Regions from separate parts of the Homo sapiens genome. Here region 1 is linked to region 2. Evidence: chromatin contacts called from ENCODE Hi-C or POLR2A ChIA-PET data. All regions are on one chromosome and are shown on one strand. The core of a region is the stretch at or near the end of the contact, and the rest is flanking DNA. Distances in the headings are between cores, read along the strand shown. Region 1 overlaps LOC107986292 (a long non-coding RNA gene). Region 2 overlaps SHROOM3 (shroom family member 3).

What was found. Hi-C counts contacts between places; a loop is a spot of excess contacts on that map. ChIA-PET counts read pairs that join two places held with the same protein, here RNA polymerase II (POLR2A). Pooled maps may share reads with other maps.
Region 1: a map with no recorded cell type shows a loop between it and region 2 (2.3-fold over the local background). The contact joins two enhancer-like sites. A Hi-C loop is called at or near these places in 2 of 168 maps with a recorded cell type or tissue (DLD1 and ascending aorta), 3 of 37 single-sample maps with no recorded cell type and 2 of 50 pooled maps. POLR2A ChIA-PET finds 5 or more read pairs at or near these places in 1 of 52 experiments (activated T-cell).

Annotation. Positions count from the first base shown.
Region 1 is chr4:77,192,163-77,197,605 of GRCh38, reverse strand. It overlaps LOC107986292 (a long non-coding RNA gene), which reads right to left. Exons shown (of 4, transcript XR_001741742.1): 4 at 5,033-5,395. Among named protein-coding and RNA genes, the nearest start is that of CCNG2, 38 kb to the right of the region's middle. RefSeq lists an enhancer at 3,702-3,751. Within about 2 kb of position 3,990, at least 7 of the 41 ENCODE cell types and tissues checked have a DNase peak (open chromatin) inside an H3K27ac peak, as active enhancers do.
Region 2 is chr4:76,780,276-76,785,898 of GRCh38, reverse strand. SHROOM3 (shroom family member 3) reads right to left here. Exons shown (of 11, transcript NM_020859.4): 11 at 2,646-5,623. All of the region lies in intron 1 of SHROOM3-AS1 (SHROOM3 antisense RNA 1), which reads left to right. Among named protein-coding and RNA genes, the nearest start is that of SHROOM3-AS1, 19 kb to the left of the region's middle. RefSeq lists silencers at 1,352-1,421, 1,472-1,521, 1,532-1,601 and enhancers at 3,669-3,963, 3,697-4,066, 3,198-4,157, 3,197-4,396. Within about 2 kb of position 2,903, at least 6 of the 41 ENCODE cell types and tissues checked have a DNase peak (open chromatin) inside an H3K27ac peak, as active enhancers do.

The DNA of each region.
Region 1 (5,443 bases), core at 2,741-5,240, 410 kb before region 2:
GACTCCCCTCTGGAGTGTGCTCAGTGTGCAAGGGTGTTAACTAATCTCTCCAGGCCAGTCAGACCAGTCCTGCACAAATGCTTCAACAGGCTCGTTTGCTACCAGCAGTTACTTGCTCCAGTCACCTGCCTCATGACCATTGCTAGGTAAAGCATTTCAGTTTGGGTGGCAGCCGGAGAAACCATTTAGCCCGAATAACCTCCAGCCACCGCTCTGCTCTCACTCAGGGGCTTTTTTAAAGAATCTATTCCCTGAGGAAAAAGATCCCAACCATTTGAAAGTCAGATGTCAGAGGGCCCGTTTGTAGGCACACTACAATTGCTTTATGGATCAGAGGATTCAGAAACAGTGAGGGCCCAGCTCCCTAGTGAGAGCACTTTCTCCAGCACCACCCCCAACTGAAGATCAGACCTACAGTACTGAAACTGATGTCATAGGAGCCGTGAGACCCAGAGTGTGAGCAGTAAGCTGAAATCTGCCACAGAAACAGGATTAAACCAAGATATGGCATCTCCCTATGGGTAGCCTGAGAATTGAGAAGTTAATCCTGTGACCACAGCTGCAAGCTTGAGGCACCTCCCTCATCAGGGACTGATTCGGAGAACTCTAGTGGGCAAGCACCTCAATAAGCAAAAGTATGTTTAGACCCCTCAGACTGTTCCAATGCCTCGGGGATTCTCTGGGCTCCTTGCGGCAGCAGGCCAGCAAGGGGTTCTGCTTACATGCTTCCTGCCACACCTAGAGCAGTCTTACTTTGCTAGATTATGTCAAGATTCTAAAGACTTAAAAGTTACTGGCCCAAATTAAACATGTAATCTGTGTAGATTGGGAGGAAGTGGGTCTTGATAAGTTACCTTTAACAAATCCCTCAAGAAATTAGTTTCTCCTAGAGTCAAGAGTTTCAGTACACCTGGTTCCAGTTTCTATCACTTAGTTCTCACCTTCGACCACCTGTAACTTCTCTCATCTGAATGGCTGACAATTAGGAAGAAAGTCGTCTTCAGCTAGGGACTGTTTTAGACAGGTTTGATGCCAAGAAGTGACATGGCTACCATCAGTTTCCTGGTAAAGAAGCCACTAGCCTCTGGCATCAAGCAGCTCTAGGTAGACACTAGACACTAAGCAGGAACCCCAAAAATAGGTTGAATCCGAAATGGTCTTGGCACAACTGAGGATTTTCAAAGTAATGCTATCCTAAGGGATAGTAAGGATTTGAGCTACTAAAAAGCTGGGTTCTCAGGCAAGCTTTAAGAGACATCAGGAGTTCAGATTGGAGTGAGGCCAGTTGCAAGACAGACAAACACGCATCAGGCCAAAGCTCAGAAGTACATAAGCAGCCTTAGGAATGGCGGGAGTGCCATTGACAAATCCTGCACTACTCCACATCTTGTTCTAAAAGGAAGTTGATATTTGAGATGTTTCAGCCCCTTCTACCTTGCTCTCCAGCCATAACTTTAAACTTGTCTCCTAAGCCATGTGAGTTTTTCTAGAACTATGTGGCATGCCCCAGAAGCCTATGCAATAACACCTACATATAGACATCAGTTCCATAGGACTCACCTGCAGTTGAAACTATAGTTAATTGGGTCGGTAGTAGATATTTTGCTCTGCCTGAGGTGGGAAAGATGAACTTTCCAGTGTCTTTACTGTTAGCCTAGGTGAAAAGTCCTGAAGACCCAGTGATCTATCAGTATTAGTTTGGATTTTTGGTTTTTTTCTTTGAGACGGAGTTTTGCTCTTGTCACCCAGGCTGGAGTGCAATGGTGCAATCTCGGCCCATTGCAACCTCTGTCTCCCAGGTTCAAGAGATGATTCTCCTGCCTCAGCCTCCAGAGTAACTGGGATTACAGGCACCTGCCACCACGCCCAGCTAATTTTTGTATTTTTAGTAGAGATAGGGTTTTCGCCATGTTGGCCAGGCTGGTCTTGAACTCCTGACCTCAGGCAATCCACCCGCCTCAGCCTCCCAAAGTGCTGGGATTACAAGCGTGAGCCACCTCACCCAGCCCAGAGTATTAGTTTTGAAGTAAAGTTGTTTATGTAAAGTTAGTTTTTGTTTCCCTCGGCTTTTATAGTGGTTGAAGTTTACAAAAACGGGAAAAGGATTAGGGAGATAAGGCATCCGTACCATGCACTTAAATTTGACCAAATTCTTATTTGGCAGGACTAAGTCACTGCTGTATTAGCTTCTGGAGTCTATAAAAGCAGAGAAAGTTTTGCTATCAGTAAAAGGACACAAGTACAGGTGAGAATGCTACAGGATGACTAATCAGAAGACTAGTTTTTAATGTTAAGCAACTGTGGAAAAACAAGGCCACCTATTCCCATCCTTGACCATCCTGCAGGAGCCTTCCCTGCCCCAGCACCCCAGCTCTAATTACAGCACTTAACTAACAGTGTTGGAAAGCCTTGGGCTTCGAGATCCCAGACCTGTCAAGTGACTCTTTGTCAAGTGGATTGTCAGCCTGGGAGACACATCCCTTGATCAGATTATCTACATGAAGGAAAGAACTCTGCTCTTCTCCTTGAACCCTGCTTTGTAAGGACAGTGTGAAGAAAGTAACTCCATGCTGATGGGGATGAGGGGAGAGTGCTTCATGTCCCTACCCATGTATTTATTCACCCTTGTTCAGGTTAAGGCAGGTGGACCTACATGACTGGACATGGTTTTAAAAAGCACTTTTCTGTAGCTGGCACGCAAGAATTACGATATTTAAGCTATGTAACTTGCTACCATCGCACCTGTGAAATTGTCAGTCAAGATAATGAACATATCCATCATGCTGTGTACTTTTGAGTCTGTCACTAAGATGCCACTTTATCTTTTCCATGACAGATGGTTTGCCTTTCCTAGTAAGCCTAAAGGAAGTGTCCATTCTCAATGCTAACGATCTGTTCAACTAGATGAAATTTCCTGTTTCAACTACTAAGTTTCTAACTGCTATCAGAAGTGCTTTCAGGTGTGTCAGTCTGACATTACCTGAGGCTTGCCAGTCAACGAGTCTCCCACCTCCACAACCAGGTGGAAGGTCAGTTGCAGCCCACAGGTTGCGTGTCTTCGAGGCAGACAGCTGCTTTCTGCTGAATATGATTAAGATCCTAACTTCCTAGTAAGGAGTCTTAAAAGCCACATGCTTGAAGTTCATTTTAGTTTTTTTTACTAATAGGTCACAAAGGGACGTTTCCTACCCTCAAAAAAAAACTAATTCAAAGTTGATCTACATTTTCTTATGGTTTTCATCGAAGTGGATCTAATTTTTAGTCTCTGAAGAGATGAGAAGCTAGCTTTTTAGTCACTTTCCACCATTACTCCAGACAGGTGTTTAATAGAGACTTTGGGATTCCAAATAGCTAAAAGGAAGTTCTAAAGATTGCTGCGCTTGCTTTAAACGTAGAACCTCTAAACCCGTGTATTTCTCTTGGAGTTTACGTAACTTCAGTAAGTTAGCTATAAGAGTGGCTTTGCTAAAGTCTATGGTAGAGATTAAACAGAAGTCAAGAGACAGGAGCCTTCTCAGCAAGTAAGGCTTGAGCATGAGAGAAGAAACCTCAATTCAAGATTGTATCTTAAGCTTCTAAAAGAACAAACTCTAAGAAAGCACAGTAACTGGAAGAGGCAAGCCTGCTAAAAACGACTTCAGGGAGTTGCTGTGACCTCCTAGGAGGTATTTTCTGCCCACACACAACGCCTAGTTCCCCTTCTTTCGAGTTCCTTAGTCCGCTTAAGTGCCCTCGCTTTTTTCTTCGTTCATCTTTCACTTCTAAAGCAAGCTAACCAAAGTTCCCCCTTGAGAATTACCAAGAGCTTGGTCCTTTCCACCCACCCCTCCAGCCACCAGAGAACTTCTTAGTACCTCGCAGGCCTACAAAGCTTTGGAAGAAACCCCGCCCGACCAACCCCAAACCATCCACCAGCGGAACAACCCACAGCCCCGCCAGGCTTCCTCGCCTTTTACACTTGAAGCCACGCCTTCCCCCTGGGTGAGGACCAATGAGAAAGCGTAGGAGCTACTTCAACTCCGCAATTGGTCCCAGACGGCTGCCAGGTGAAACCAAGCCTCTGGACGCCCCAGGGCTTTCTCTTGGGGCTTCCTACTTTAGACAGGCATTTCTCCCCTCCACCCGCTTTTTTTTTTTAACTACATTGTAAAGGCTGTTGAGTATTTTGAGAGAATAATTTAGAGTCACCTTCAAAAAGTGGCTGAATCAATTTCCCTTCCAGCACTTAGACAACATGGAAGATGTTTAGTGTGCCCTAAAGAATTTCAGAAGAAATATGAGTAGCTATTTGGTCAGACACTGGTGTTGAACACAAATATCCTTACCGTCAGACAACGCTGGTATTTCTCATCGCTCACCTGTGCGTGTTATGCATTTATTCGTTCATTCACAAGTATTATTGAGGAGGATGACTCAATGGAAGCAAGGAAGTAACCCAGTGAGGCTTTGGGTTTTGTCTGTGCTTCGCAAACGGCGGGCTAGAAAGTATGAGTATCCTCAGGACTCACATGTTTCTGGAAAGTCATTCCACTTGTACATTTGGGGATAAAAAGATTTATTTTATATTAAGACAATAGTAATCCAAACCAATATAAATAAATGAATGGGAAAAGAGATAAATCTTTCTTGCAGAAAAAGTTCAAATAATATATGTAACTCCCCACTCCAGGAGGTGGAGTTTAATCACCACACCCGTTCCTTGAGTCTGAGCAAGTTTTAGAGAATCCCTTCCAAAGAACAGAGTAGACGAAGGGAAAAGTAATAACTGTATAGTACAGAAACCTCAGCCGGGCGCGGTGGCTCACGCCTGTAATCCCAGCACTTTAGGAGGCCTACGTGGGCGGATCACGAGGTCAGGAGATTGAGATCATCCTGGTCAACACGGTGAAACCCCGTCTCTACTAAAAATACAAAAAATTAGCCGGGCATGGTGGCGGGCCCCTGTAGTCCCAGCTACTCGGGAGGCTGAGGCAAGAGAAAGGCGTGAACCCGGGAGGCGGAGCTTGCAGTTAGCCACGATCGCGCCACTGCAGTCCAGCCTGGGCGATAGAGCAAGACTCCATCTCAAAAAAAGAAACCTCGCAGGCACTATCTTAACCAAGTGATCCAGATTAATATGATCAAAGATAAACCATGTTGCTATTATGTACCCCCTGATATGATGAGAAGAGCACTTCGCTCCCATGGTATGCTTCTTCAAACCCCATACCCCTAACATAATCATAAGAAAAACATCAAAGTCAAACTGACAGCCATTCTACAAAATGCTGACCAGTAATCTTCAAAACAGTTAATCAAGGTTATGGAAATAAAGAAAGACTGAGAAAGTATTACATACCAGAAGACACTATAGAGACGTGATGAGTAAGTTCAATGTCATACCCTGGATGGGATTCTGGAACAACAACAACAAAAAAATCTATATTAGTGAAAAAAAAAAACT
Region 2 (5,623 bases), core at 1,654-4,153:
GCACCACCACACCTGGCTAATTTTTTTTTTTTTTCAGTAGAGACGGGGTTTCAGCATGTTGGCCAGGCTGGTCTCGATCTCCTGACCTCAAATAATGCACCCACCTCAGCCTCCCAAAGGGCTGGGATTACGGGCTCACTCTGTCTCAAAAAACCAAAACAAAACCAAAACAAAAAAACAAAAAACACATTGAGTGATACATTATCAAACTGAGGTTGACCTTTTGAGGCAACTTGGAAGATGTTGTTTGTTCTTTTTATCCTAAGCTTAAGTTCCTTTTCTGCCTATCTACTTTCACTGGAAGGAGACATCCGACTACCTCCCTGCCTTTTAATAAATCTGCTCTAAACCATTGCATACAAGGTTAGGTATTCTATTTCTTTTTTTTCTTTTAATCTTTGAGGGAAGATGGGCTTTTAAAATTCTCATTTCCGTATCCATGAGCTGCCTTTGAATTGTTCCTTTTTATCAAATCAATTTTTATTACTACAAAATAAAGCCAATTCCTATATTCTGTTCTAATTAGAGATGAGGAATAGTTCTCATTCACTCTTACATATATTTAAACAATATTGCAACATCTTCTTTATATTTATTAAAATTTAAAATGAGGTGAGATTCTTAATTTTTCTTTCAAATTAAAACAAACAAACAAAACACCTGGGCATGGTGGCTCATGCCTGTAATCCCAGCACTTTGGGAGGCTGAGGCAGGAGGATTGCTTCAGCCCAGGAGTTTGAGACCAGCCTGGGCAACATAGGGAGACCCCATCTCTGCCAAAAATATTTTAAAAAATTAGCCAGGTGTGGTGGCTCATGCCTGTGGTCCCAGCTACTTGGGAGGCTGAAGCAGGAGGATCGCCTGAGCCTGGGAGTTCGAGGCTGTGGTGAGCTATGATTGCACCACTGAACTTAATGTATAAATATGAATCATTTTGGGAATAAATGAACAGGAAAGTATGACAGTTGCAGATGTTGAGATAGAGAAAAACATATGTGGAGACACACCAAGAGAGACGTAGACACATACAGAGGTATACAGAGGCAGAGCTAGGCAGAGAGAGACCTCAACAGAAACAAACCTTAGACATGCTCTTAAATCGGCCTGAATCTAAATCTATTGATTTAGATACTTTGAGTAATATAGGTGTATGGAGCATGTTTAAAGAAAACATAAATGAGAAACTGCTTTCCTTTTGACACCTCCTTCAAGAGATATGTTGGCCATTTTATAGGCACTGTTTTATTATCTGAGAAATGGTTCTTACAGAATCAGCAACTATAAAATTACATGTGGTATCAGAAGATAATGCCAGGGTATATATGTAGAACAATGTGTCTGTGACGGCTATCAATTTATTGGCTCAGCTCTGGAATAACCCTTCAATCAAGTGTCTGTGTAATGGGCAGGGTCCTTTTAAGCATCTTTTACAGTCAGCACGATGTTAAGCTCTCTCCATAGGGGGTGCTGTTGGGGCCCTTTGTGGCTGCTGCCTTATGGGTCAGTGGTATGGGTGTGAGGACATCTGATGGAGTTCTCTTCCAACCACTGCCTACAATTGGTGGTGCCTTGGGACCTTGAAGCCTCATTCTGGCCATAACCTTCTCCTGGGCCTGTGGATTACAAACTTGAGCCCTGAAAGATTCCTGCTGCATCAGTGCCCGGAAGGCCTTCTGCCAACACTGGCTCCTCACTCTCTGAAGATCCTGTGAGGATCACCTGTGACCTGGAGGGTTCCCACTGGGCAGCCACGCCTGCTGCAGGCCCCCACTCTGTGCACAGCCAGGCTGTTGGTTGCTGGTGGACTGACCCAGCCTGCACTCTGGAGGGTTGCTTCCTATGCGCTCAGGGACTGCAGACCAGTTCCAGCCTGGGCAAACCAGCTAACTTCCCTGCTATGTGGGTCGAGTTCAGTTCTCCAAGGAGGTCTGAACCTCAGGCTTGGGACTCTTTCCCAGTTTGTCTTTCCTTGAGTACTCTTCCTTAGCTCTAGGGTACCAGAGAGAATTTCCTTATGTCCTATAGTCACTCGTTTATCAGAATTTAATAACTCTTTATATAAATATTTCCCCTGTTCAACCTACTGTAAAGCAATAGCAATACCAGTGTTTAAGCAAGAAATACAGCTGCCTTTCCACCTAGAGAATAATTTATAGAATGAAGTAGGAATCAATGAGCCAGTTTTTTCATTCACAACTTTCTTCTTGCCTAATTTTGATTTTAGAGTTTCAAAATTGGGTGACAGCTGCTTTCATTTCTCAAAGAAAATGAACACAGTCTTGTTTCATTAGCTAAATTGTCAAATCCACACCAAGGAGAGGTTCTAACTCATATGTAGGATAACATTTGTGATGAAGCAACAGGAATCTGATTCCCACTAAATCAGTAAAGTTCCCACTGAAAAGGCCAGTTGATTAATTTCAGTCAGGGCAGAACTTAAAATTACTGGCAATGTGTGATAAAACTGATTCCTTTTGAGGAAAAATAATTAGTGCAATTAAATCTGAATAAGTGCATAACTTGTTTAAAACAGATCTAAAAAAGAGTAAACAGGGAACAAAATCTGTATCACAACCTTGGGGATTATATAAAAGTAGTGGAGACAGTATAAACTTATATAGCTAATAGAATAAATATGACAGGACTTTCAACTTCTGAGGTTATTTTTATTTTTAAATTTAACTTCAATTTCTGTTTATTTAAATTTTAAAAATTATTCAGATTATTAAATTCATGTTAGTCTTATTGTGATCATAACAGTAGGAACTGTACAGATGATTGGTAGTGGCTCTCAAATGTTAAAATACATCAGAATAACATGGGAAACCTGCTGAAATGCAGTTTCCAGCAGACTTGGTTTTGTCATAGCAATTGGTATTTTTAACAAGCATTCCAAGGATTCTGATGCAGATCGTATCCTGACCACACTTTGAGAAACCATTATTTAGTTTCTGAATGAGCTCCCCATTAAGAAATGTGAAGTTTTATTTAAAAATTAATAAGACAACCCTTTCTGATATTAAAATGGTCTTTATCATTTTATCCTATGCATCCCAAAGAGTTAAGGCAGCAGGAAATACTTTGTTCCCGATAATATATTCCTGTGTAGAAAAGCCCCTTCACATTCACTTGACCACTTTTTATACCTTGTAGGAAATGAAGTTATTTCTGGCTGTAGTTATTCCTTTTTCTAATAGTAAGGTGAATAAAATTCATGTTGTTCTAAAAGGAAAATAATAACTCCAACCTAACAATGAAGCCAGCACTACCATGGACAATTAAACTGAAGAGAAGTAAATTTGGAACCACATAAGAATAAAAAGCCAACATTTCCTTGGGTATCCAGAGACCCAGTATCTTAATAAGAGATGCCTGAATAACATACAAGTTTAAAGGTAGAGCTTAAAGCATATATTTACCATTTAAACTCATGAATTATTTTAGATGAGATATTAACAGTGGAGGAATAGGAAAACTGGGATGTCCCAGGTTGTTTCTCCTTTATAGCTCCCTCAAAGGACCTCAGTTAAGCCCACACTCCTCACCTTAAAAGACAGCCACTGATTCTTAGGGGTGGACCCAAACTTGTTAATCTTCTAGTCTGGAAACCAGCTGTGCAAAACAAACCCTAAAATGTTCCCATAGAGCAAAGGAAAAGATGTTTGGTTTCGACAGCATCTGGTCTCATAGAGAAACTCAGGCACTTTCACTGTGGATCCTCCCTTCATTCTTTGGGGTTAAGTGGCCACCGCAAGAAACAAAACAGCATGAGAAATGGCTGAGTCAACCAACATGTAGTGACATGCCCAGGAACTTCTCAAGTGGCCCAGGAAGTGGAGGCCTCCTGATTTTCTCGCAGGACATTGTCCTTTCCTGGAACCTTGCGGGTGGCTGGAGTATCTGCATTTGGAGTATTGCAAGATTATCTCACCTGAGTTCTGACCAGAAGTGTATCTCCAAAATTATCACATCCACAAAGACAATTATTGACTGTGAGCAAACATTCTCAGTGACATCACGCGTATTCTGAAACCCTGACCAACAACATGCTCCTTACTGTTCTCATGGTCTTGGCAAAGGATACTGTTGGGAGAAAGAAGAATGGTTTCTACTGTAAATGAGTTTTTAAAAATAGTGGGAGAAGAATGCAAAATAGGAAAGGGATAAATACATAGATTTCTAGCTAAACGCATTTAAAAGGAAACTTTGAAAATTTGGTTAGTGATTTCTTTAAAGTACAGAGGTCAAGTCCTATTACAATAAATATCACATCCACCTAAAAATTAGATTTCAAAGTCTCACTTGGTGCCTTACCCATTTCACATAACAGAACAAAGTTTCCACATAATGAAAGAATGGACACAATCCTAGGAGTGTCACAAGCTTTCAGATGTTTGTGGCATGCCAAGCAGCATTGCCTGTTACTGTGCTGTGGGAGTCAATTACTTTTATGTCTATAAATTAGAAAAGTGGCTGGGTGAAGTGGCTCATGCCTGTAATCCCAGCACTTCTGGGACCAAAGCGGAAGGATCCCTTGAGCCCAGGAGTTTGAAACCAGCCTGGGCAACATAGCGAGACCCCCGTCTCTATAAAAAATCAAAAAATTAGCCAAGCATAGTGGTGCACACCTGTGGTCCCAGCTACTTGGGAGGCTGAGATGGGAGGATGGCTTGAGCCTCAGAGGTTCAGACTGCAATGAGCTGTTATCGCACCACTCTGCACTCCAGCCTGGGCAACATAGTAAGACCCTTTCTCAAGAAAATAAATAAAAATTTTTGAGAAAGACTGAATATGTAAAATGTTCCCCAGTCAAATCCCGAAAAATGGTCATCTCGAAGAGTGTTGGGAACTGGGAGCCCCCTGGATTCCTCTGAGGAATTTCACTAAGAATAACTGTAGACGTTTGCTGGCTGTCTTCCACCTGGCTTGGCTTGTGAGGGCTCATTCAGTATCAGCAAGACACACAGGTAGTTACTGATGGAGTTAATTTCAGGCTCCCATGTTGGCCTAAGACTGATGACCATGCAGTGTGGCTGTTGAATGCTGTCACTGGTTCTACTGCTTTCCTGGGAGACAGGACCTCTGAATGAAAACATCCCTGGGAAACCAAGGTGCTGTCTTATTTGTATCAATGGAGTCATGCAGTATATAAGCTCCAAAGAACAAAGCCATAGCTTTGGTTGACTATGCAAAGGAAACTTCTGGGTGGCCAGTTGTTTATAAGTTAATCAAAAGACATCTCTACTGGAGACCCAAACTACAATTTTGATATTCTTACATAGGAGATAAAACTTCATTAAGTAATGAAAATGTACTAAGGGGAGAAGGAGCATTTGGTTCCCTTGTCATTTTTTTTTTTTTTTTACTTCAAAATTTTACTCCCCCAATTTTCTAAGACTGGCTACTATGAAACTCGTAAGCCCAAATCAACAAAGGTGGCCACCAGCCACAGATCAAACGTGAAAAAACAAATCTACCTCTAGCACAGCCTGGGATGTACTACCTGCTCAAAGTATAAGGCTACTGCCATCTCCAGCAGCTGTAAACATAGCCTGGCTGCCAGCCCATAACCTCCTCAGCCTTCCAGTTTGTTTTTATAAGCTTACAACTGGGGCTACAGAGT